Linked DNA regions of Homo sapiens: region 2 is linked to region 1. A link is a contact called in ENCODE Hi-C or POLR2A ChIA-PET data. All regions are on one chromosome and are shown on one strand. The core of a region is the stretch at or near the end of the contact, and the rest is flanking DNA. Distances in the headings are between cores, read along the strand shown.

Region 1 (7,346 bases), core at 768-3,267:
GCCCTATTACCACATGAAGGTATTAACAGAAAAAATTAAAAAATTATCCGTAAAATTTTCTCCATGACATGTTTTCTGGCAACATATTTAGAAACTTTAAATTTTCTTCTACAGTTTTCTTCCCCTTTATACTGAAGAATGTCTTTAAAGCATGAGTATACTTACAGTAAGCAAACATTCAAATTTTACCCCAGTGAAATCTTAAAATGTACTCAAACTCTCAGGCAAAAAGTTCACTATCTGAATGTGAAAAACTGAATGACTGTTAAAATATCTGCAAGCACCAAAAAATATTATAGCTAAAATGCAGCTACCCTAAGAACTGTTTTTAAAAAACTCACATTGCATAAAAAATATAAATTCAGATTATCCGATAGGATAATATAAAACAAAAGAAATCCAAAGACAGTTTCAAGATTTCATTTCTCTTGCTTAGTTAAAACAACAAAAACAAAAGGCCCATGAACTTTTTCTTGCATCTTTTAACCAAAATAGTGACATGATCAAGCCAACTGCCAAAGAAACAGGAAAGAGAAAGCAATTGTTTAGAAACAGACTTGATTACATGTCAAAATTTTAATACAATTACTAATAAAATACAAAAACCAACCGTTATTTTAAAATGTACTGCCCTGATATTCTGCTGCTGAGGTAGGTGGTGATATGTAGAAATTAATTTTTCTTTTAAAACGAAAAAATAATGCATTTATTAATATGCTTTTCCCAAAATTCGGGGAAAATTCCCAAATCGGAGAAAAAAATTTAACATCAGCATCTACTACACAAAGCATTAAAAACATTTTTCAGCAGTTTTGCTTAAGTATCTTAGGTCAGTGGTAGCATGTTAGCCAAAATGTAATCCAAAATGAATGAACAACAGTCAGCTGGTAGACACTGTATGTAATACAATACGGAAATATATTGGAAGTATTTCAAAATTCAACATTTGAATCCGTGAATGTCTAAATCAAGTACTCTAAATCAGGCGTCTACTTTTGAAACAATACTTCAAAATACGTGTTGGTGGCAAGACCGCCAGCCATCTGTAGGAAATCTTTTTAATGGTTCAAAATTCCTAGGTCTCAGAAGGGGCGACTGATTAGGCTAAATTTATATCTCCCGGCCCCGTAGTTGTCAGCCCAGGTAGCGAATTTAAAACACTGGGGGTGGATGAGTAGTTTGAAGTTCAGATCAAGGAGTGAAAAAGGCTGATGCTTAGAAGCGCCGGCTCTTCCCCATTCGCGCACTCGAGAGGTCACGGCGTAGTAAAGTTTGGTTTCACTAGCGGGCTTGGACGCTCGCGACCAAAGTCTCCCAAGAAAAGCCGACACCGCGGTCGGGAGCGCCCGGAAGCTCAGCAGGACACGTTTCCACTGCAGGGAGGAGGGTGTCTGTGGCGGTTCTGGCGTGGAGCCCCTTCCCCCCCCCCCGTAGGACCCTGCACCCGGACGGGGACAGGCTTCGCCAGCTAAGGCGGCGGGAGACGCGTAGGCCACAAGGAGGAAATGGGACAGAGTGCGACAGAGAGGCGGCGGCGGCCCAGGGCCGGGCCGAGCCTCCCTCGCGGGGCAGCGAGAGGGAAAGGGGCCCTCCCGGCCGCAGCCTCCCCCACTTCGAGAGGTAGCTCCAACTTTCCTCCCAGCGCACGACGTCGCACGGGCCGCGCGAGATTCCGAAACTTTGTCAGCCCTCGCGTCGCCCTAGGCCCGCTCCAGCGCTCTGCGCCGGCCGCTAACCCTCGTCTCTCCCAGACAGCTGCCCAAGCCCATCCACCCCGCGGGTCGACCAGTGTTTACCTCAGACCGAGGTCGAGGCGCTCGGTCCGGCCGCGGCCCCACAGTAGGTTCCCAGGTCCCAGTCACTCCGCTGCCAAGTTCCCCAACATGGACTCCTTCGTCCGCTTTGTGGTGTTACAGGGTCTCTAGGACACTGACTCCGCTGGCTCGGTCCGGAGGCGGCGGCGAAGCAGGGAGCGACCCAGGTTGCGCTGCTCCGCGCGGCTTAAGCCACCGCTACTCCCCCTTCCCCCGCCTTGTCTAGCCTCCTCCCTCCCCTCCCCTCCCTGCGCGTCTCCCTCCTCCTCCCTTCCCTCGCTGTCGGCGCGCTAAGGTGACGACGGCGGCAGCCGGACTCGCCACATTCTGCTTACTCGCTCGCTCTGGCCCTGAGTGCATGTTCGTAGTACCCAGTTGGGCCGCAGGGGGGCGCTGGCAAACTGCTGTTTGAGACCGAGAAGCGTGGTGGGTGGAGTCACGTCACGCGGCCTGTGAGCGGGAGGAAGGGCAGCTGCGCTGGAGGGGCCTTCTGGGAAACGTCCTTCCAGCACCGCCCTTCGCCCACACTGCGGATGGTGCGCATGCGCAGCGCGTGGACTTTGGCCTCTGCCCTCCTTTGGCAGTTTTACAGGCTGCGTCGCGGAGGACAATGAAAGAGGCTTTAAGGGAACTGGACAGGAAGGATTTTGCGCAGGGTGTGCTCCTTATCTTTATGGTAATCTGATATTGAAAAGAGTGTCCGCATGTTTGCGGTGGATTGAGTGTTCACCTGGCTGCGCTGCCCACCTGAAATGCAGCCTGTGGAGTGAAGAGTCGGCAATTTGGAAGCCCACCTTTCCTCCTTTCTGGTGGGCATTTTTTTAGATGCCAGGGGGAGAGCTTTCCCGCCTGACTCCCCGAGCCTAGGGGCTTTCCCATGTCTTAACCCCACATCACAAAATTAAATTTGGGCCAGGTGCGCGGTGGCTCACGCCGGTAATCCCAGCGCTTTGGGAGGCCGAGGCTGGCGGATCGCTTGAGCTCAGCAGTTCGAGACCAGCTTGAGCGACGTATTAAGATCTCGTTTCTACAAAAAATAAAATTAACCGGCCGTGGTGGCGCGCACCTGCGGTCCCAGCTCCTCGGGAAGATGAGGTGGGAGAATCGCTTGAACCCGGGAGGCGGAGGTTGCAGTGAGCCGAGATCGTTCCACTGCACTCCAGCCTGGGCGACAGAGCGAGACCCTGTCTCAAACAACAACAAAAACTTTATCATTATTTACTTAAAAGGCCTCCGCGTTGTGGTTAGATAGTGACGTGTGTGCCATCCTCCACTTTTTCCCCCGGCGGGTTGTTAAATGTTTTGTTTTACCTCGGAGGTATTTTGACTTTTTCAAAGTCACTGATTATTTAACCTCCTAGTTTCTCTTCTCGTCGACTGCAGCAAGCTTCCGGTTGCTCTGCCTGCCCTCAGTGTCCCCCATCTACCAGCTGACCTTCCAGTCCTCCCACCCACGCCCTTGTCCTGCTTGCGGCTCCCGCAGGACTAAGCTCTGCTCCCCGCGCGCGGCTCACCCAGGTCCCAGTCGCTTTCAGCCGCGCGCTCACACGTTTTCCTGTCGCCTGCCCCCGTTCTGTTCGCGCGTGCTGCGCTCTCCAGCCACCCTGACGCCTGCCCGGGATGAGTTTCCTCCCCACTTTGCCGCGGCCCCGCCGACCGACCGCTTCACTGCCGCCTTCCTGCATTCTCGCAGACTACGTTGCGGCGTCCCCTGCTCCCGCCCTGAGGACGTCGCTTTTCTGGCACTTTCATCCTATGCATTCTGTTGAGTCTGCTCACTGTCTCACACTGTGAGGATTGGGACAGTGTCTTATCACTTTCATAACAGCGTCTGGCACTTGCTGAAGGAACACATGAATGGCGGTCTTGTCGCTGTCAAAGTCTTTGGAGTTTTTCAGTGTACTGTTTTTGATATGGGGTTTGGGAATTTAGGTGGCTTTACTGTATTTGGGATATTTGAGGGGAAAATGAGCTAGAGGCGTTAAAATGCTTTCTTCTGATGGAACAACAAAATTCTTATGAAGGACCTTTCCCTGTCAAAATCAGAGCAAATAGTAAAGGATATATACTATTTGGATATAAAGAATGATTATAAAGGATGATTGTTAAGAGAAATAGTGAAAATTAGTGTGGAAAGCTATAACCAGATCAACATTTATGAGCCATCCAACAGAATAAGGGTGTAGCTTTTTTATGTATACAATCTCTAGGATTCACTCTAGAGAGTGTAACTCCTGATATGGACTCCTGGTGCAACATGCTTCTGTGTATGTTTTATATTTTAAAAAATCTATATATATTTAAAATCTAAATATATTTTTAAAAATCTCAGTTTTGTTTTAGGAAAGTGTTTTTTCTCAAAATTTAAGCCCAAATGATAAAATCTGCCAAATAGAAAACTATTTTAAATTGATAATAACAGTATAGTTTCATCAAAACTAAAAATACCAGATCTTTTGATGTATTTGTTTCCTAGCAGAGAATTAAGTTTTCACGTTCTTACTGTTGGCCTCCTAGATATCATGTGAGCATGTCTTAAGGAAAAATGCTCTTAATGCCACTGTGGTTTCTACCTTCATGTGCAAATAGAAGAGAGTGGTGGTTTGTAATAGGCCATTCTTTCCAGAGAAAAGTTCATGTGTATTTCTGTATATGCAGCATCCTCCTTATTATGTTTGGATGTAAAGATTTATTATTCTCTCTGATGTTTTCATATTTTTTAAATTTACAATATAATAAAGAGGTACAGAGTTCTAAATCAATAAAAGATGGGCTATAAAATGGAGGAGTAAAGTTGATATATGAACCATCATTGTCAACATTTTAGATTTGATTTTAACTGTAAAAAGCACAAATGATATGCATCATAAAACAGCCTTAAACTGAATGTCCACTTGGTGTGTTGCACTTTACCAGGCACTTAAAATATCAGTCCTGTCACATAGCAACAGAAACCCACAGTGGCACGTTTAAAAATGGGTAATCAACGTATTGATTTTGATGGAGCTTTTTCAGAAATAACTGCTATTTTAATTTAACTTATAAATAGAATACAATATCAAGTTCAAATTAAGGGAGGAAATCATGCTGTAAATATACTGGATTGAAAAACATGGTTCTGGCCAGGCATGGTGGCTCATGCTTGTAATTCCAGCACTTTGGGAGGCTGAGGTGGTTGGATCACTTAAGGTCAGGAGTTCGAGACCAGACTGGCCAACATGGTGAAACCCCATCTCTACTGAAAATACAAAAATTAGCCCGCATGGTGGCATGTGCCTGTAATCCCAGCTACTAGCTACTCAGGAGGCTGAGGCAGGAGAATCACTTGAACCTGGGAGGCGGAGGTTGCAGTGAGCCGAGATGGCGCTACTGCACTCCAGCCTGGGTGACAGAGTAAGACTCCATCTCAAAAAAAAAAAAAAAGAAAAAGAAAAAAAAGAAAAACATGGTTCTAATACTGTCACTTAACACCTTTTCAGTTTTGAATAAATCACCTAACTTTTTGGTCTTTAGTTTCTATAAGAGGACATTTTTATTTTAATGATCTCTGGCATTTTTATGGCAATAAAAATGTGTGAATTCAAAGGACATACTGTCTGAGCAACATAGTGAGACCTAGTTTCTACTAAAAATAAAATTAAAAAAATGACCAGCTGTGGTGGCGTGCACTGGAAGGATTGCTTGAGCCTGGGAGGTCAGGGATGCAGTGAGCTGTGATCACACCACCACACTCCAGCCTGGGTGACAGAGCGAGACCCTGTCTCAACAAAAAGGGGTGATGTAAATTTTAAAATTCATGTAAGGAAAACATGACCAAATATACAATATCCACGTGAGGAAAAAATAGTTTGCAGGAATTTTTTTAAAAACCAGTGGTGGCTGGGCATGGTGGCACACACCTGTAGTCCATCTACTTGGGAGGCTGAGGTGGGAGAATCGTTTGAGCCCAGGAGGTTGAGGCTGCAGTGAACCATGATCATGCCACCTCACTCCAGGCTGGGCAACAGACTAAGACCCTGTCGCCAATAATAATAATAAGAATAGTTATTTCATGTCACAACTATGAAGTATTTTAATCAGGATGATACTATCCAATTATTTTCCATGTGGAATTAAATTTATTTCAGCAACAATTAATTGGACATCTATTTGGGAGGTGCTTTGAGCTTGTATATAAATGAATACAGTGTCTCACAGACAGTATAGTGGTTTCAAATATGTACAAAGACAAAGTTGCATTCCTTGAAAGAAAATAGAAAACAAAAAACAAAGGAAGAATATAAATATAAAAAGAATATAAAATAATAAAAACAAAGCCTGGGGAGGGAGATGGAATAAAAGAAGGAGAGAATAGAAAGGAAACTGTGATGATTAATTTTAGATGTCAACTTGACTGGATTAGGAATACCTAGAGAACTGGTAAAACATTATTTTGGGGTATGTCAGTGAGGGTGTTTACAGAGGAGATTGGCATGTGAGTCTGAGTGGACTACAAGGGGAGGATCCGCCCTCAAAGTGGGCAGGCACTATCCAATCAGCTGGGAGCCTGGGTAGAACAAAAACAGTCTCTGTCTTCTGGAACTGGGATACACTCTTCTCCTGGCCGTGGACATCAAAATACCAAGCTCTCTGGCCTTTGGATTCTAGTGCTTAACACCAGCACCCCTGCCATCAGGTCTTCAGACTTGGACTGAACCACACTCCCAGCATACCAGCATCTCCAGCTTGCAAATAGCCTGTTGTGGGACTTGTTAGCCTCCATAATCACATGAGCCAATTCCCCTAATAAAGCCCCCCTCATGTGTCTATATATCCTATTAGTTCTTTTTGCCTCATATCTAAAAATAGTTCAAATTCTAAGACTACTTCTTCATTTCAGTTTATATTTACTCTTTTTAAAGGTAATAAGCATTCATTTTAACAATTTAAATAACACAGAAGTATGTAAAATATACTCAGAAGTAAATAAAGAAAAAGACTGTTTTCTTCTCCGTATCCCAGTCCTAGACAAAACCAATGTTAAAGATTGAAGTTTCTCTCAATACTTATTCTAATGTTTTAAAACACTTGGAAGTTTTCATTTGTATATTTACAAATAATCACGCCATATATATTTTTCTTCAACTCTTTCTAACTCAGCAGTTAATTATAAATAGCTCATTCTTTCAACTAGCTGCATAATATTATGTAGAATTAATGTACCATAATTTTTTTTTTTTTTTGAGACAGGGAGAACTCTCTTTGGAGAACCCTAATATAGGAACCAAAGACAATTTCATTAAAGAAGTGGTAACCCAAACCAAATACAGACAGGTATTATTCCAAATTTGAAGACTCTAGTACACTCTCAGGTTGGTCTTCCATCCCCGACACCACCTCTTCTACATGTTTATCACTCCCCTGAAGTCTCAACCTCACAGCCACTGCTGCTGAGCCCCTTAACCCTGAACCCAGCAAAGGATCTCACCACAGTCATTATAAGAGAGAAACTCCTCAACTTCTTTCCCTCTACCGACAAAGTCTATCTAGAAC
Region 2 (6,587 bases), core at 3,045-5,544, 2.7 Mb after region 1:
TTACAGGCATGAAACTCCACGCCTGGCTAATTTTTGTATTAGTAGAGATGGGGTTTCTCCATGTTGGTCTCAAACTCCCGACCTCAGGTGATCCGCCCGCCTCAGCCTCCTAAAGTTGTGGGATTATAGGCTTAAGCCACCGTGCCCAGCAGGATAATCTTTTCCTTAAAAAAAAAAAAAAATAAAAAAAAAAAAAAAAAAAAAAAGCAGGGAAATACTTGACTCACAAATCCATTTGAAGTATACAGCCGGTGCAGTGGCTCACACCTGTAATCCCAACACTTTGGGAGGCTGAGGCGGGCAGATCACCTGAGGTCAGGAGTTCAAAACCAGCCTGGCCAACGTGGTGAAACCTCGTCTCTACTAAAAATACAAAAATTAGCCAGGTGTGGTGGCACATGCATGTAATCCCAGCTACTTGGGAGGCTGAGGAAAGAGGATTGCTTGAATCTGCGAGGCGGAGGTTGCAAAGGGCCAAGATCGTGCCATTGCACTCCATCCTGGGCAACAAGAGCGAAACTCCATCTCAAAAAAAAAAAAATCAATCCATATGAAGTACTCATCAAGTTTATCCCTATTACCTTGGCGTTTTATTAAGTAAATACAGTCCTTCCTAGAACTGGGATATCACTATGCATTCAATTCCAAGTCATTTATAATAATGTTAAATAGGACCATTTCAAATAGCTACACTGAAAAGATCACTATTTATAATTCTGTACAAAAAAATAAAATTTCTTTATTAGTATAATTTTATTCTTCCTGTTCTTTGTAAAATTTTTTTTACCTTTTTTTTTTTTTTTGTAGAAACGGGGTCTCACCGTGTTGCCCAGGCTGGTCTCCAACTCCTGGGCTCAATCAGTCCTCCCACCTGAACCTCCCAAGGTGCTGTGATTATACATAAGAATGAGCCACCATGCATAGCCTATTTTTCATGTTCTTAAAAGTCATTTTCCCAGTTATTATTACATAATGTGCTTTCCCCTCCAACTGCTGACTGGAATTTTATCAAAGGCTTTTGGAAAATCTAAGTAACTTACATTTACTTCTTTTGCTGTGACCATATTTTATAAACTACTTCAAAATTAATGCCAGGAATGGCGGCTCATGACTGTAATCCCAACATTTTAGAAGGCGGAGGCGGAAGGATCCCTTGAACCCTGGAGTTTGAGACCAGGCTGGACAACACAGGGAGACCCCATCTTCACAAAAAAAATTTTAAAAATTACCAGATATGTTGGCAAGCCTGTGGTCCCAGTTACTTGGGAGGCTACGGCAGGAGGACTGCTTGAGCCCAGAAGGTTAAGGCTGCAATGAGCCATAATCAAATCACTGCATTCCACCATGGACAACAGGGCAAGACCCTGCCTGTCTCCCTACCCCAGCAAGAAAAAGAAAGCTATACCTAAATTCCACATGATTTCCCCTTTAATGTTACTCCTCCAACCCCAAAATGTTGACTTTAGATGTCTGATAATCTGTTTTTTGGGGTTTTTTTTGAAGACAGGGTCTCACTCTGATGCCCAGGCTGGAGTGAAGCGACTCAATCTTGGCTCACTGCATCCTCAACTCCCTGAGTTCAAGCAATCCTCTTGCCAGCTGCTGGAGTAGCTGAGACCACAGATGCATACCACAACACCCAGCTACTTGCTTTTTGTTTTTGTTTTTGATATTTTGTAGAAATGAGGTCTCATTATGTTGCCCAGGCTGGTTTTGAACTCCTGGGCTCAAGTGATCCTCCCATCTCAGTCTCTCAAAGTGCTGGGATTACAGTTGTGAGCCACTGCACCCGGCCTAATCTACTTCTTTAGAGAATCGACATGGATATACTAAATCCACTAGACAAGTAGACACTTAACAGGAAAACTGAAAAGCTGGATTCAGAACAGCAACACAGCACATAATGGAAGTGATCAACCCTAAATTCTAAAGTTCAAGTTACAGTTCAGTAGCAAAGACCAACCACAAATGGAATAGGTAGGTGGAATCAATCACAAAAGGATTATATCATATAAAAAAATTATACTTACATTTCCAGGGAACTGTGTGAAGGACTGAATCATGTAGAATCGATGCATGTATACTATAGCAGTGTTGATAGTCAATTGTGAGCTGAAGTGTTCAAGTTAAGATCCAAAAACAGGCAGGTATAATTCTGGAAAAGATAACCTCTATCTCCCTCCCAAAAGGATGAAATGGCCAAGCAAGTAGATACTACTAAATGAAAATCATACTTATCTCTCCAAATCAAAGAATATGTCTGTTTTCTTTCACCAAATTATTAATCGCCAACTGACACTTAGCACAATGCCTTACACATAACAAATATTTAATATAAATGTACTGAATGAATAAACAAACATCTCAGGATGTATGAATCTAGACAGATTTTTTTAAAAACTATATAAGGCGGCCAGGCGCGGTGGCTCACACTCTGTCGCCCACACTGGAGTGCGGTGGCACCATCTTGGCCCACTGAAACCTCTACCTCCCAAATTCAAGCGATTCTCCTGCCTCAGCTTCCCCAGTAGCTGAGATTACAGGCGCCCACCAACAGACCTGGCTACTTTTTGTATTTTTAGTAGAGACATGGTTTCACCATGTTGGCCAGGCTGGTCTTGAACTCCTGGCCTCAACTGATCGACCTGCCTTGGCCTCCGAAAGTGCTGGTATTACAGGCGCGAGCCACCGCGCCTGGCTGACAACCTTAATGACAACACACATACAAAAAGGAAAGCATTTTAAGGATGCACTGAAATAGAATTTCGAACAAAAAGATTTAACTCCATACTGACAGGATGCTTAGGAAACAAACCTGGACATCAGCAGGAAACAAACTGGCGATAAAACAGACACCCATTTTGAGATGAACACACCCTTAAGATACACACATTACTGTCAGCCACACATTTAAATAGAAGCTGCACCCAAGAAAATTTTCACACGCAGAGTGGAAAGAAATTTAAAACTATACTAGTTTTCTCCACCATAAAATAAGTGTATTTCCTAACAAACAAAAATATGTGGGAGAGGTTACCTCATTTTTTTTTTAATTTTTTTTTTCTGAGACGGAGTTTCACTATTGTTGCCCAAGCTGGAGTGCAGTGGCGCCATCTCGGCTAACTGCAACCTCCGCCTCCCGGGTTCAAGCGATTTTCCTGCGTCGGCCTCCTGACTAGCTGGGATTACAGCTGCCCGCCACTACGCCGGGGTAATTTTTTGTATTTTTAGTAGAGACAGGGGTTTAATCATGTTGGCCAGGCTGGTCTCGAACTCCTGACCTCAGGTGATCCACCCGCCTCGGCCTCCCAAAGTGCAGAGATTACAGGCGTGAGCCACCGCATCCAGCCGTTACCTCATTTTTGAAAATGAAATACATATCATCACTCTAAGTAAGTTAAGGACCCGGTATTTTGTAAACTATTTAAAACATTAGATTCGTGGGTATCCCCTACAAACGTAAACTAACATCTTTCCTCTGAAATTCTATAAAACAGTAGCTACTAACTGAGCATCTGAATGCAAAGCACTGTGCTGGACACAGAATCAAACACAAGAGGTATTATCCCATTTTATAGACAAGACGGCCAAAAATTTGAGAGGTCACTTAAACAGCTAGTAGATGAGGAATGGATTTTGGACCAAGGCTGAGGCATTAATTCTAGTCCACCCTTTATAACACTTTCAGGTACTGAATTTCTCGAAATTTACACACTAGGTTTGGGAGGCAGCCGTCAACAGAGAAACCTCTGCCAGACCTAGACCCCTAGGGCACAGCGGAAAATGAGAATCTTAACGTCACCAGAGCAGATCAGAACACAATGAAGACAGAGTTGGAAGGGCTGGTTAAAACACAAAGCCGGGAAGGATACGAATTCCCAGCAAGGCTGGCGGCACGGGTGAGCGAGCGGGAAATCAACTCTGCCTCGCTTCCCTAGCGCTAACTGAGTTTCAGCCCGCCCCATCGTGGGCTCTCCCAACTAGACATCCAGCTTCTGCCCACCTTCTTCCCCACTTTCGTCCCCCCCACAGAGCCTGAGACCCGGACGCCAGAGCATGGCGGGACCAACTCCAAGGCCGAAGGCCTAGGCCACAAGGATACACGTTAAGACGCTGCCCCATGTCCTGAAGCAGATTGGCCGCCTGCTGGCGATAAGAAAGTTCTTTATCTGGGTCCACGCCAAAACGACGGGATGGGCTATTTTCCAGCTGTTCTCGAGTGAAATACCACCGTTTGTTGTTGTTCTTCCTCTCTCCCTCCATAGTGCTTCAACCAGAAGGCAGCGGCGAAGGCTGCAGGCACTTCCCAGCGTCACCTAAGAGGCGACCCACATCCGCTGTGCGGGGGCAACTGCGACTTGACGAACTTCCGCTAAGCGTCGACCGCCGGGTTGTTACTTGCCTCCGTAGAGGAAGCAAAAGTCAAAGGACCTACTTCCGGAATGCACCTCGCTACACCCCGTAGCCGAGTTAACAGCCAATATGCGACCAGAAAAAACCTTGAGGCGAGGACGCAGGCGCGTCACGTGACCGTTGGGCGGTGGAGTGGGGTTAGAAGTTCTTTCTTAAAAACCGTGTATCTTCCCGCGAGAACCGGATTGAGCGTTGGCGCCCCGGGTCAGGCTGCGAGGCCGCAATTATAGTGGGATGGGGCGGCCGCCCACGCGCCGCTTGGCGGTTCTTACGAGAACTTTGTTTGTGACGGCAGTGGTGATGTAAAATGGGGCAGATGGGCCGGGCGCGGTGGTTCACGCCTGTAATCCCAGCACTTTGGGAGCCCGAAGCGGGCGGATCACGAGGTCAGGAGTTCGAGACCAGCCTGGCCAATATGGTGAAACCCCCGTCTCTACTAAAAATACAAAATTAGCCGGCGTGGTGTCGCGCGCCTGTAGTCCCAGCTACTCGGGAAGCTGAGGCAGGAGAATCGCTTGAACCCGGGAGGCGGAGATCGCAGTGAGCCGAGATCACGCCACTGCACCCCAGCCTCCAGCCTGGGTGAGAAAGCGAGACTCCGTCTCAAAAAAATAAAATAAGTAAAAATGTGGCAGATGAACTTGAAAGAGAAAGTAGGTGAGGCTGTCAGAAACTGAAAAACAGAATCAAATGGTGGGGCTCTTTCGTATATCGGAGCATAAAGCAACTAGAAGGCTGTTACATTGTTGGTAGCAATGTAAAATGCGACAACCCATTTGGAGAGGTCGCTTTAATGTGTAGCCAAAGGCATGAAAACATTCTCACGTTGTTCGCCAGTGATCCAACTTAAAGGAATAAAATGAAATTAATAACATTAATTAAGAGCTTACATGTCCCAGGCACAATACTGACTTAAATATACTGTTTCATTTATTCAGCACAACTCTAAGAGGTAATTTTTAAGTACGTTTGCGAATGGGTGAACTAAAACTGCCCCTTGAGTGTGGAAAGCCTCCACCACTACCCCTCACTTGCACAGATTAGCAAGTTCTTGCCCTCTGTCAAAATATTTCCCAGCTCCTTTGCCGGGCGCGGTGGCTCAAGCCTATAATCCCAGCACTTTGGGAGGCCAAGGCGGGTGGATCACCTGAAGTCGGGAGTTCGAGACCAGCCTGGCCAACATGGTGAAACCTCATCTCTACTGAAAATACAAAAATTAGCCAGGCGTGGTGGCGCACGCCTGTACTCCCAGCTACTCGGGAGGCTGAGGCAGGAGAATCATTTGAACCCGGGAGGCAGAAGTTGCAGTGGGCCGAAATCGCGCCACTGCACTCCAGCCTGGGCAACATTGCGAGACTCCTTCTCAAAAAAAAAAAAAAAAAAAAAGATACATCCCAGCTCCAGCCTCTGATAACTGTTTGGTGCTGGGCAAGATAGTTAACTTCTCTATGCCTCTTTTCTGTGATAATACCTATGTTTTAGATAGTGAAAGGGAGTAAAGATTTAATGAGTAAAAAGTATTTATAATAGTACCTAGTACTTAGAAAATATTCAGTAGCCCTTATTGTTATAATATTTGTTACATTGTATTGAAATTGAAGGCAAGAGCAATGCCTTCATTTTTGTATGGCACTTACCTAGTAAAGCCCTGGCCCTAGTAAATAGTCCATAAATCTTTGTCAGATAAATGTGCAAAACACCCACAATACAGAAACTGAGGCTTTGGGAGTTTGCCCTCACTACACCACTAATAAGTGTAGATCTTAAATCTAATTCCATTGATCTTTCCATTCACGCAAGCTGTATTCCTGCTTTTCTGGAACCATATTCAGTTTACCTTGATTAAATATGGGTAATTTTAGATAGATTTGGATAATATTAGAATCCTTCATCTTGCTTTGATAATATTTTGGGTTTTGTCATTTCTAGGCATGGGTGATCTTACTATGCTTGATTGTCATTCATTCTCAGAAGTATTTCTTTCCATTCAGGTCACCTCTGCCATATACTGCCTGTAGTTAGTATTAGCTCCATTTTACCCTGGAGAAATTGAGGTTCAGGAAGATTTAAATGACTTACTTCTAGTTATAAAGTAAAAGAACTTGGGATTTCAAATTTCTTCCCTCACAGACTCTTTACTATTAAGAGAATAAGCACTTACAAAATAGATTTTT

What was found. A loop is a pair of places that touch in the nucleus more often than their neighbours do. ChIA-PET counts read pairs that join two places held with the same protein, here RNA polymerase II (POLR2A). Pooled maps may share reads with other maps.
Region 2: a map of B cell shows a loop between it and region 1 (9-fold over the local background). The contact joins the promoter of CCNT1 here to the promoter of SCAF11 in region 1. A Hi-C loop is called at or near these places in 2 of 168 maps with a recorded cell type or tissue (B cell and naive thymus-derived CD4-positive, alpha-beta T cell) and 10 of 50 pooled maps. POLR2A ChIA-PET finds 5 or more read pairs at or near these places in 1 of 52 experiments (A673).

Annotation. Positions count from the first base shown.
Region 1 is chr12:45,988,557-45,995,902 of GRCh38, forward strand. It overlaps SCAF11 (SR-related CTD associated factor 11), which reads right to left and starts at 2,018. Exons shown (of 15, transcript NM_004719.3): 1 at 1,797-2,018. RefSeq lists silencers at 1,092-1,161, 1,562-1,661, 2,002-2,051 and enhancers at 1,312-1,361, 1,722-1,931, 1,740-2,453, 2,172-2,371, 2,382-2,451 and 1 more.
Region 2 is chr12:48,712,413-48,718,999 of GRCh38, forward strand. CCNT1 (cyclin T1) reads right to left here and starts at 4,295. Exons shown (of 9, transcript NM_001240.4): 1 at 4,103-4,295; 2 at 2,031-2,112. The coding sequence starts at 4,263. RefSeq lists enhancers at 4,060-4,339, 4,410-5,410, 4,810-5,049.